Linked DNA regions of Homo sapiens: region 2 is linked to region 1. Evidence: read pairs that join two places in POLR2A ChIA-PET (ENCODE). Cell type or tissue: PC-9. All regions are shown on one strand. Links, peaks and the distances in the headings refer to the core of each region. The heading gives the core; the rest is flanking DNA. Region 1 overlaps LOC105371646 (a long non-coding RNA gene). Region 2 overlaps ARPC5 (actin related protein 2/3 complex subunit 5).

The links. ChIA-PET counts read pairs that join two places held together with the same protein. Peaks named below come from ENCODE experiments on the same cell type or tissue, not always from the same donor. Only the 100,000 strongest peaks of a DNase experiment are listed, where the experiment ranks them.
Region 2: POLR2A ChIA-PET joins it to region 1 with 12 read pairs; 3 of 35 experiments call an interaction of 5 or more read pairs at or near these places.

What each region holds. Positions count from the first base shown.
Region 1 is chr1:183,442,293-183,447,680 of GRCh38, reverse strand. LOC105371646 (a long non-coding RNA gene) reads right to left here. Exons shown (of 4, transcript XR_922351.2): 2 at 4,362-4,496. Among named protein-coding and RNA genes, the nearest start is that of NMNAT2, 27 kb to the right of the region's middle. RefSeq lists a silencer at 3,941-4,141. In PC-9, for the core only: no CTCF peak of the experiment used is centred there; a DNase peak (open chromatin) is centred at 3,200; H3K27ac peaks cover 1,769 bases.
Region 2 is chr1:183,626,727-183,632,114 of GRCh38, reverse strand. ARPC5 (actin related protein 2/3 complex subunit 5) reads left to right here. Exons shown (of 4, transcript NM_005717.4): 3 at 1,478-1,654; 4 at 4,521-5,388. The coding sequence ends at 4,583. Among named protein-coding and RNA genes, the nearest start is that of ARPC5, 6.4 kb to the left of the region's middle. In PC-9, for the core only: no CTCF peak of the experiment used is centred there; no DNase peak of the experiment used is centred there; H3K4me3 peaks cover 115 bases; H3K27ac peaks cover 474 bases.

The DNA of each region.
Region 1 (5,388 bases), core at 265-5,264:
TCATGGATGGATCGGTAATGAAAGTATTCTTCTCACTGTTCAGTACTTTCTTATTCCATGGAATTACAGAAATCACAGAATTGTGAAGCTAGAAAACTCTCAGGAGATTATGGGTTTTCCTCCTTTTCTAAAAGTGTCCGTCAGAATTATGTATGTGTAATCCTTCTTGGTAGAAAGTGTCTTTAATTTGTTGTTGTTGTTGTTGAGACGGAGTCTCGCTCTGTCGCCTGGGCTGGAGTGAAGTGGCGCGATCTCGGCTCACTGCAAGCTCCGCCTCCCGGGTTCACACCATTCTCCGGCCTCAGCCTCCCGAGTAGCTTGGACTACAGGTGCCTGCCATCACGCCTGGCTAATTTTTTTATATTTTTAGTAGAGATGGGGTTTCACTGTGTTAGCCAGGATGGTCTCGATCTGCTGACCTTGTAATCCACCTGCCTGGGCCTCCCAAAGTGCTGGGATTACAGGCGTGAGCCACCGTGCCTGGCCGTCTTTAATTTTTTGAAGTAACCTACTTAAATCTCAAATTACTTTTTATCTAAGGTAAACTTATTATTTTAATTCAGCACCACTCTACTTACCTGAGTTGCAACTTCTCTCTTTGGTTCCTGCATTATAAACACACACACACACACACACACACACACACACACACATATAATTTTCACCTATCAAACTGTAAAAGATTAAAACATTTGATAAGATATTGTTTTGATGAAAGTTTGAGGAAGTAGTCAGTCATAAATAGTTGATGGATGTGTAAGGGATGGAGAGAAAGTTGGAAATATCTTTCAAAAGTAAAAATGCACATACATATTGACACATATTCCATGTCTAGGTATTTATCCAGTGAGTCTGTTCAATGCAATATTGTTAATAATACAAAAGATTGGCAACAACATATATATCCCTCAATAGAATGGCAAAACAAAATGGCACAGGCATTCAGTGAACAACACTCAGCTGTTAAAATAGCCACGTCACTAGCTCTCCATATGGAGAGGTAGCTAAGATATCTTGATAAATGAAAAGATAAAGTAAAATAGAGAGTAGTATGTATATTACGCTACCATCTGTGTAAAAAAAGAAAAATTATATATGTTTAAAAATACATATATACATTTTTATATATAGAATGTCCATGGAAGGAAATTTAAGAAATTGGTAATAGTGGTTGCCTCTGCGGAGGAAAACAGAATCACTGAGAAAAAAGAGAAACTCACTTTTCACGATATGCCTTTTGATTTTGTATACATGAGTGTGTTACCTATTCAAAAATAAACAAAAAAAAGTTTAAAGTCCACACCCAAGCAGAGACACTATTTATTAATTAAATGTAGATACCTCCCCTACACACACTTATGAGACTCTGTGCCAGTGATTCTTGTATTTTTTAAAAGAAATATATCACACAGTCAAGCGTGGTTCCTTCAAAGAGAGCATCACCCTGCTGACTGAGTCCCCTTCTTTTAAAGAGAACAGGCAACTTCTCAAGGGATATTATCTGTGGATCATTAAAGGCCCATCTAACTCAAAACATTTCCTTTTGTTAACTTGTCCCAGTTCTGGAAATCCCTACCCATGGAACTTCTTTTATTTTTATTTTAGGATAAAGGCATTACATTTTCAGGAAGTCCCTGTCAGGCTGCAAATATGTAACCTGGCTAACCTGGAGACATTAGGATGGATATTTTTGTTGGTTCCCTAGCAGAAAGCTGTTTCTTGAAAAATAAGATTGGTTTGGTGGGAGGGAGTTTAAAGACACTGATGCATGCAGTCCTGCAGAGAAAAGTTTACGTCCTGGAGATTTACCAAATGAGAGTTTCTGGGTAGTAACAGGCATCATGAAGGTAATGAGCATTTGGGAGCACTGAAGGAAGGGATGAAGCTTTGTAGAGTGTTACATACAAACCCTACCCAGTTTTTATGAAGCAAGCCATGATTGTATAGTAGGGTGAAGTCCTACACCAAAATTATAGGAAGGCCAAAAGTCACAGTAATTGAATACAGGTTGACAGTAGGCCAGTGCCCTTCAGTATTTTTTAAAGCTATCACAGTAATATAACCTGTTATGAGGTGATTTTAGATACATCATCTGCCCCAATATTAGCCAATGTATGTTCTGAATAATACCAGTCTCTTGGAATGTTAATAGTTGTTGCTAAAATGTGTTTTATGATCAAATAATTTTGGGCAACAGTAGTTTAAGCAGAAATTTTTTTCTTGTTGGAACTTCTCAGAGCCTATAGCATGCAAGTGGGTATTTTTCCAAGGGAAAAACAATTATACACTGTGCCCAAAATTGTCTTCTCACAGAACTCTTTTTTATCACCGTGCATCTCATGCACTAATGTTAGGTGGGACACTTGGGAATCGCTGAGCCTTCCTACTCTTGCCCTGGCCTCCCATTTCTATCCTGATGATCATTTTCACCTTGTCTTACCTTGCCCTCCCCTGAATCATTACATAACCTCTATTATGATGTTCACACTAGGAAAATAATGATGAGATCAAAAGTGATGATGACCTTCACAGAAGGACTTCCTTCCCACTTATTACCATACTCCTATGCGTGAGTAAAGGCTCTGCATTTTTTGAAGAAACTACAGTCTGTAATAAGACTCAGACCAATGTGAGATTGAAGCAGGCCTTAATACTACAATTGTCAGTGAAGCCTGTCCTTTAGGTATCATGATGCTCTCTGTAATTATCCTTTGCCTTCTTGTAGGCCTCAAAAACTGGCTTGGCACTAGGGCTCTCTGAAGCAATCATTGTGTCTTTTTCTACCCTTCCACATTTGATTCTTCTAAGTTCCTAAATCCTTTAAGGCTAAAATTAAGTTTCGTTAGAGTTAGAAACTCCAGACCATGGAAGGCCACCCATCTCTGGACAGTACCTACTGCAAATATTGCATTATTTGGGACTGGGACAGCTCTGGTCAACATAATCTCCGAGGGTCAGAGATAGCAGTCAATGATAGCACCACTTATTATTTTCCTCAAGAGAGGCTGCTTACATATATATTTGTAAAATCAGAATAAGGCTTTCTGTAGCCTTAGAGTCCATCCGAATATTTTGTCTCATTCAAAAGAATCACAAATCCACCTTTAATGAGCTTTGAAAAATAATTTATTTTCACTGAAGGCTCTTGAAGAAGTAGCAAAGTGATGAATCACATCCCATCGCAAACAATGGAACTTAGTCAAAATCCTTCTTTCCTATTTCCCCAAAGCCCCACGCTGCAGAGCAGCTGCTGTCCAAATGCTCCTGCTCAGATTTCAATCACTCTCTTCACCTCTCACCTCCCTACTTTCTCTGTCCCTTTCCCCTTCCTTCCAGATCTTTTCCACTGCAGGTAATTCTTATCTTTTTTTTTCTTTTTAATGTAAATTGCTTTAGCTTCTCCTTCAGTTCTTCTTTCTGTCCCTTACCAACTTTTCTCCCTATTTCTTTCCCCGACTTACCCCTTAGACTCAACAAGGAAGCTGGAGGAGAACAGAAGAAGGGAACATGATCAAGTCTTACAAGTTACTCTTTTTCTCTGACACATATATCTTATATAATACATATGACATTACACATATGTAACATGCTATATACAATATATATGATATATATTATGTTATGTAATATGTCTAGCAGAGCCTCATTATAACAGTCTTTGCCATCTGTCCTGTAAAGCTGCTAAATTAATGGACCAATTAGGTATTTTTTTTTCTGATGCTGTAGTAACTACTTCCCTTTTTAAAGTTTATACTTTTAACTCAATTGCATAGTATAGCAATAGTTTTCTAAGGAATTTCTCCAAAGACTGTGTAATTAAACTGTGTGCAATCAAAGCAAATGGACAGAATTATAGGAATATTGGTCATTCATATTAATAAAGCTATCCAACTATCTTTCCCTGGTCAGATAGTCTGAGCTCACATGGGAAGGCCCTTTTGTGTCTTATTTGTGCTGAAGAAGATAAGGAAAGCATTGAGTAAGAACTAGGTCAGGTCCCTTCCACTGCTTATCACAGTCATCAAAGCAAATTTCTTAGGCTTAGAAGTTTCTCGTCTTTTAAATGGATTTGCTGTTCTTTTTTCTTTTATACAAACCAGAATGGCATTTGCTAATCATCTCACTTTCAAGCAAGTTTACATATCATAGTGTGTGTATGTATAGATTTATGTGAATTTTCTCAAATCACACAAAATTATTTTTGGCTTGCATGTTTAATTATTTGCTGGGCAAATACTTCGTATGTAAACTCTGCAAAAACATATTTCTAGGCTGAGTATAAAATTTTAGAATCAAAAGTAGGAATTTCTTCAGAGAGATGCTAAACTTGAAAAAGAATAGAAAATGTCGGAATATACTACCCAATCCCCTGCTGCTTGATCTTTGTCAGAGTGAAATCAGGATTCAGTGATGAGGACCACATCCTGTTGCCATGGAAATGATTGTGCTGTCACAAATATAGTACTATGACTTCATGGTAAAGAGGAACAGATGGTCTGGAAGAGAATGAAGGCCTAAGGTTAGCACAATTGTTTGGGGAATAAGTCATCTTAGATTCTTTTTGGAAGTAGGTAGAAGCACAAATAATAAGCAAAAATGACTTCACTGTAGCTTTGCAAAAGCCGCTGAGTAAGAAAGAGCTTAGCCAAGGTAAAACTACAAAGCTCTTTTCCAATGAAAGAAAAAAACATTTTAATATAGGATGAAGCACAGGTAACAATACAAAACAGCTTTACAAGTCCATATTCCAAAGTTGCCGCTCCACCCTTCCCCAGCCTCTCACTTGACCACTGTTGAAGTAACTAGCACCTAGAATGCTTAGGGCCAGTGGTAAGCATTAAAAACAAAAACAAAAACAAAAAAAACAGAAACGAGGCTGAAATAGACCGAAACAATATTTGCCATCATTTTTACAATGCCTCATTTTTAGGTATTTCTGGTTTTAGTGTTGGTTTGATTCAGGCATCCTGGATCATATACCTCCAAACAGCCTCAAAACACAGGATTGGATAGTTGAGCTGGTAGGTGTAGGGCCTGCACAGTCAAATCAGGGGCATGTGTAGCTCACTCACCTTGCCCCTGAGTGATCGTGTGTCCAGACCTGGTTCTCCAGCCATGATGACACTCTGAAAACCACTCTCCACTAACAGGACAATGAAACCACGGTGTCCTCAGCTACTCAGAACTGACATTGGTTAGAAGCACTAACTTTTAAAAGGGTCAGCCTGGTATCTTCTCATCATGATATTGTTCATTTAAAGGGCAAAGAAATTTCCCACGCTTATTGTTATGGTCTGAATATTTGTGTCCCTATCTAATTCATATATTGAAATCCTAACTCTTAAGATGATGGTACTGTTAGGAGGTGAAATTGTGCCACAGAGTTAA
Region 2 (5,388 bases), core at 245-5,244, 180 kb before region 1:
AATAATTATCTAGGTAACATAATTTTTTATTGGGGAAAATTTCTTTGGTTTTTACAAGTTGTAAAGATTGTCGTTGAAATTTCATTTTTACCGTGGATGCAAAGATATTTTTCTAAATCTGGTAATTGCAGTCTTTAAACCAAAGATAACAGTAGGTGGTAGAAACATTCTGTGAAATCCTGACCAGTAGGAATGCTGGAGGTATCACTTTGTGTTGAATGGAAGGAGAAACGAATTGTTGAAAAGGTCAGTTAAGTGTTTCCTTTGCTTGGCCGGATGGGTAAGAAAATAACTGCTTTTGAAGCAGGCTTTTGCCAAAGAAAAAAGATCATTATTAATGAACATCACTATATTTCATATCTACAGTCAATTCATATAAATTACAGTCAATTTTCTTTTAAGACAGCTTGGTTTATTAAAATTTTTAAATAAAAAAGTTTTTAAGAAAAAATTACTTCTGAAGGATAATTCAAGGTGAAACTGCAAATCTGCCTCCTTGTTTTGTTGGGAATTTTTTTTTTTTTTTTTTTTTTTTGAGACGGAGTCTCACTCTATCACCCAGGTTGGAGTGCAGTGGTGCAATCTCAACTCACTGCACCCTCCGCCTCCCGGGTTTAAGCAATCCTCCTGCTTCAGCCTCCCGAGTAGCTGGGATCACAGGCACACACCACCATGCCTGGATAATTTCTGTATTTTTAGTAGAGACAGGGTTTTACCATTTTGGCCAGGCTGGTCTCGAACTCCTGACCTCAGGTGATCTGCCCATCTCGGCCTCCCAAAGTGCTGGGATTACAGCTGTGGGCCACCACACCCGGCCGTTTTGTTGGGATTTTTTTTTTTTAAGATCAAGACATAAATTTAAATGTTGTTTTAATAAATTGTTAAATTATCACATTGATCTGTTAGCAAATCCTCTCAGCTCTGCCTTCAATTATGTTAATAGTCTGTCTAGTTTCTTACCACCTCCACTGCTACTATGCTTACCACATCCAGCCTGTATTATTGCAATTGCCTCCTAATTGCTCTCCCTGCTTCTACCTTATCCCCTACTCCCACAGCTTATTTTCTGTAACATAGATGCCAAAGCAATCCTGTTAAAATGTGAGTCAGATTATGGCACTGCTCTTAAAACCTTCCAATGTCTTCTCATTTCTCTCAGTAAAAGCCAAACTCCTTACAATGCCTGTAGGCCTTACACGATCTGTCCTCCCATAACCTCTGACTTACTCACGTGCTTTTCTCCCACCAATCCACTCCAACCACATTGGGTTTTTTTCTGTTCCTGGAACACACTGAACACACACTAATAGCACTGTTCTTTCCTCTGTCTGAAACACTTTCCTCAGTTATCCCAAGCCTTCTTTCACGTCCTTCAGGTCCTTACTCAAATGTCACATTCATAGTGTAGACTTTCTGAAATTCTAAACCCTCCTCATACAGATATGTCTAAATGTTCTGTTATTTATTGACCCACCAGGACCGGGCAGGCAGCATTGTCTTGAAGGTGCTCATCTCTTTTAAAGCTAATGATATAGAAAAGGCAGTTCAATCTCTGGACAAGAATGGTGTGGATCTCCTAATGAAGTATATTTATAAAGGATTTGAGAGCCCGTCTGACAATAGCAGTGCTATGTTACTGCAATGGCATGAAAAGGTAAGTTATGAATTATAAATCTATATGACTGGTTCTTTTACAATAGGGAATGACAATGACAACCTCTCTCACCTAAATAACCATTTTGATTTGTTGTACATTTTTGTTATTACAAATAAAATGCATGAAAAGGATAGTTCATATTTATGTTTACTAGCCTTGGTCTTAAGAGATTCTGATTCCAACACTTGTGTTTATTCAACAATGATTATTAGTAATTAAACATAATCTTGAACTCTGAATTAAATCAAAACTTTGTAAAAGAAAATAAGCAATACAAATCAAGAATTCTTTCACAGTGACCAAAAGGTGAAAACAACACAAGGATCATAACAGATGAACAGCTAAATTGTGGTACATACATACAATGGAATATGATTCAACCATTAAAAGGAATGACATTCTGACACATGCTATAACATTAATAAACCTTGAAAACATACCAAGTGAAATGAGCCAAACACAAAAGAACTAATATTTTATAATTTTACTTATATGAAATAATCTAGGATAGGCAAACACAAAGGGACAGAAAGTCCTTAGAGGTTACTAGGAAGTAGGGAAAGCAAGGAATAGGGAGTTAGTGCTTAATAGGTACAGAGTTCCTCCTTGGAGTGGTAAAAAAGTTTTGGAAACAGATAGTGGTGATGGCTACAGTACATTGTGAATATAATTAATGCCAATGGATTTTACACTTAAAGATGGTTAAAATGGCAAATTTTGTGTTAGATATTTTACAACTTTTTTAAAGAATTAGGAGTTTGGAGGATCAAGAATTCTTAAATCATGTTTTTCTATTTTCATGTGTATATTTTGCAATGTAAGTAGATGCTGGTACATCATCTGTCAAAAGAGTATAAGTGATTTTGAGCTTTGGGTAAAAAACTGGATAACATGTAAATAGAACCAGTCATAAAAATATTGAGTGTTTGAAGTGTATCTGAGTGAAAACACAAACATAAGAAAAAAGCACATAGTAAAACAATAGTTCCCCCTTTTACTCTAAAATGCACCAATTTGGGTAGTAATTTATATGGCACCCTATTCATGGAACACTTTCTGTTGCCAGGTACCATACTATTAATGTTTTATTTAACCTTTACAACAACCCTGTGAAGTATATAAATATCTTTATCATCCTCAATTTACAGATGAAAAGCTAGCTTTAAAACCCAAGCAGCGTAGTTCTAGCATAGCCTCAAGATTGCAGTGAACATTGATTACTTATTATATTCCACATATTCTTCAAAGGACTTTATAAATATTAACTCATTTAATCCTCATAAAAATGGAGGGAAATGCTTGCTATTATTCCTCTTTTGTCACTGAGGAAACTGAGGCATGTGTGAAGTCTTCATTTCTTCCAAATGTCAGTCACCAGTTTTTACCAATCTTCGAAGTATTTCTGAAATCTATCTGTTCAAGCGTATCTAATGCAGCTGTTCACAGCATCTCTCCCAGTCTGTTGCCATAGCTTCCTGACTGGTTTCCCAGTTAACAGTTTTGCCTCCTTCAAATCTGTTCTCCACCCAGCCATCAAAATGATATCTTTAAAATCAAAATTGCCCTTGTCAGTCACCTGCAGGATAAAGTCAAAGTTCCCAAGTCTAGCTTCATCTTCCATGTCATTCTTCCCCTCAGGCTATAGCAATGCCAGCCTTTTTCCTGAATGCACCATATTGTTTCACACCTCCATACATTTGCTCATGATTTTCTGGTGTTAGCCTGTCACCTACTCATTCTTTTAATGTGTCATTTCCTCCATGAAGCCTTAGCTGAAACATTCCTCTATACTGTTAATCTGGGTATAAGCCTCTCCCTGGTGCTTTAATAGCACCTGCAGCACAACTCTCATTTCATACATTAGATTAAAATTACCTGTTTATATGTCTGTCTCCTCATGCTAGACCAGAAAATGCTGTATTTGTTCACTTTTGTATCCCCAGCATCTAGCACAGTACTCAGTATACAAAGGTATTCCATAAATATTTTTTGAACAGAAAGAAACCAGAGCTCAGATTCCTAATACTTGATCATTACTCTCTATTTTTCAAATTAGAGTCAGAGTTAAAGTTTCTAAGTTCTTAGCTATTAAACAATACCTTCTTTCTTTGGGAGAAAAAAAATCTGACAAAGGCTGACTAATCGAAGTGGAAGTTGGGATGGTTGATCCCAGTTTGAATTTTCTTCTGACTATGTGGTGAGAATGAGAAATGCAGAATGTCCACCTGTTTTGAGCAGGAACACTATGCTGCAGATTTTTTTTTTTTTTTTTTTTTTTTTTTTTTGAGACGGAGTCTTGCTCTGTCGCCCAGGCTGGAGTGCAGTGGCGCAATCTCGGCTCACTGCAAGCTCCGCCTCCTGGGTTCACACCATTGTCCTGCCTCAGCCTCCCGAGTAGCTGGGACTACAGGCACCCGCCACCACGCCCGGCTAATTTTTTGTATTTTTAGTAGAGACGGGGTTTCACCATGTTAGCCAGGATGGTCTTGATCTCCTGACCTCGTGATCCGCCGGCCTCGGCCTCCCAAAGTGCTGGGATTACAGGCGTGAGCCACCGCGCCCGGCCTATGCTGCAGATTTTTTAAAACATTATTTAGAATTAATGTACTAAAATGTAAACTAGTATCTCACTAGAATGTAACTTCATGAGGGCAGGGACTTTCAAGGTTTTGTTTATTACTGTAACCTCAGTGCCAAGAACAGTACCTGGTGCATAATTGGTGCTCAAGAATTTATTATTTGTTAACTAATAAATTCAGGGTCTATAGCAGTGCCCATTCCTTCTTTAAGAAAAATGTTTTACCAAATATGAGAATTGACCTTTTATTATTCTGTCAACATTTACATCTTGGTTTGTTTTTAGGCACTTGCTGCTGGAGGAGTAGGGTCCATTGTTCGTGTCTTGACTGCAAGAAAAACTGTGTAGTCTGGCAGGAAGTGGATTATCTGCCTCGGGAGTGGGAATTGCTGGTACAAAGACCAAAACAACCAAATGCCACCGCTGCCCTGTGGGTAGCATCTGTTTCTCTCAGCTTTGCCTTCTTGCTTTTTCATATCTGTAAAGAAAAAAATTACATATCAGTTGTCCTTTAATGAAAATTGGGATAATATAGAAGAAATTGTGTTAAAATAGAAGTGTTTCATCCTTTCAAAACCATTTCAGTGATGTTTATACCAATCTGTATATAGTATAATTTACATTCAAGTTTAATTGTGCAACTTTTAACCCCTGTTGGCTGGTTTTTTGTTCTGTTTTGTTTTGTATTATTTTTAACTAATACTGAGAGATTTGGTCAGAATTTGAGGCCAGTTTCCTAGCTCATTGCTAGTCAGGAAATGATATTTATAAAAAATATGAGAGACTGGCAGCTATTAACATTGCAAAACTGGACCATATTTCCCTTATTTAATAAGCAAAATATGTTTTTGGAATAAGTGGTGGGTGAATACCACTGCTAAGTTATAGCTTTGTTTTTGCTTGCCTCCTGATTATCTGTACTGTGGGTTTAAGTATGCTACTTTCTCTCAGCATCCAATAATCATGGCCCCTCAATTTATTTGTGGTCACCCAGGGTTCAGAGCAAGAAGTCTTGCTTTATACAAATGTATCCATAAAATATCAGAGCTTGTTGGGCATGAACATCAAACTTTTGTTCCACTAATATGGCTCTGTTTGGAAAAAACTGCAAATCAGAAAGAATGATTTGCAGAAAGAAAGAAAAACTATGGTG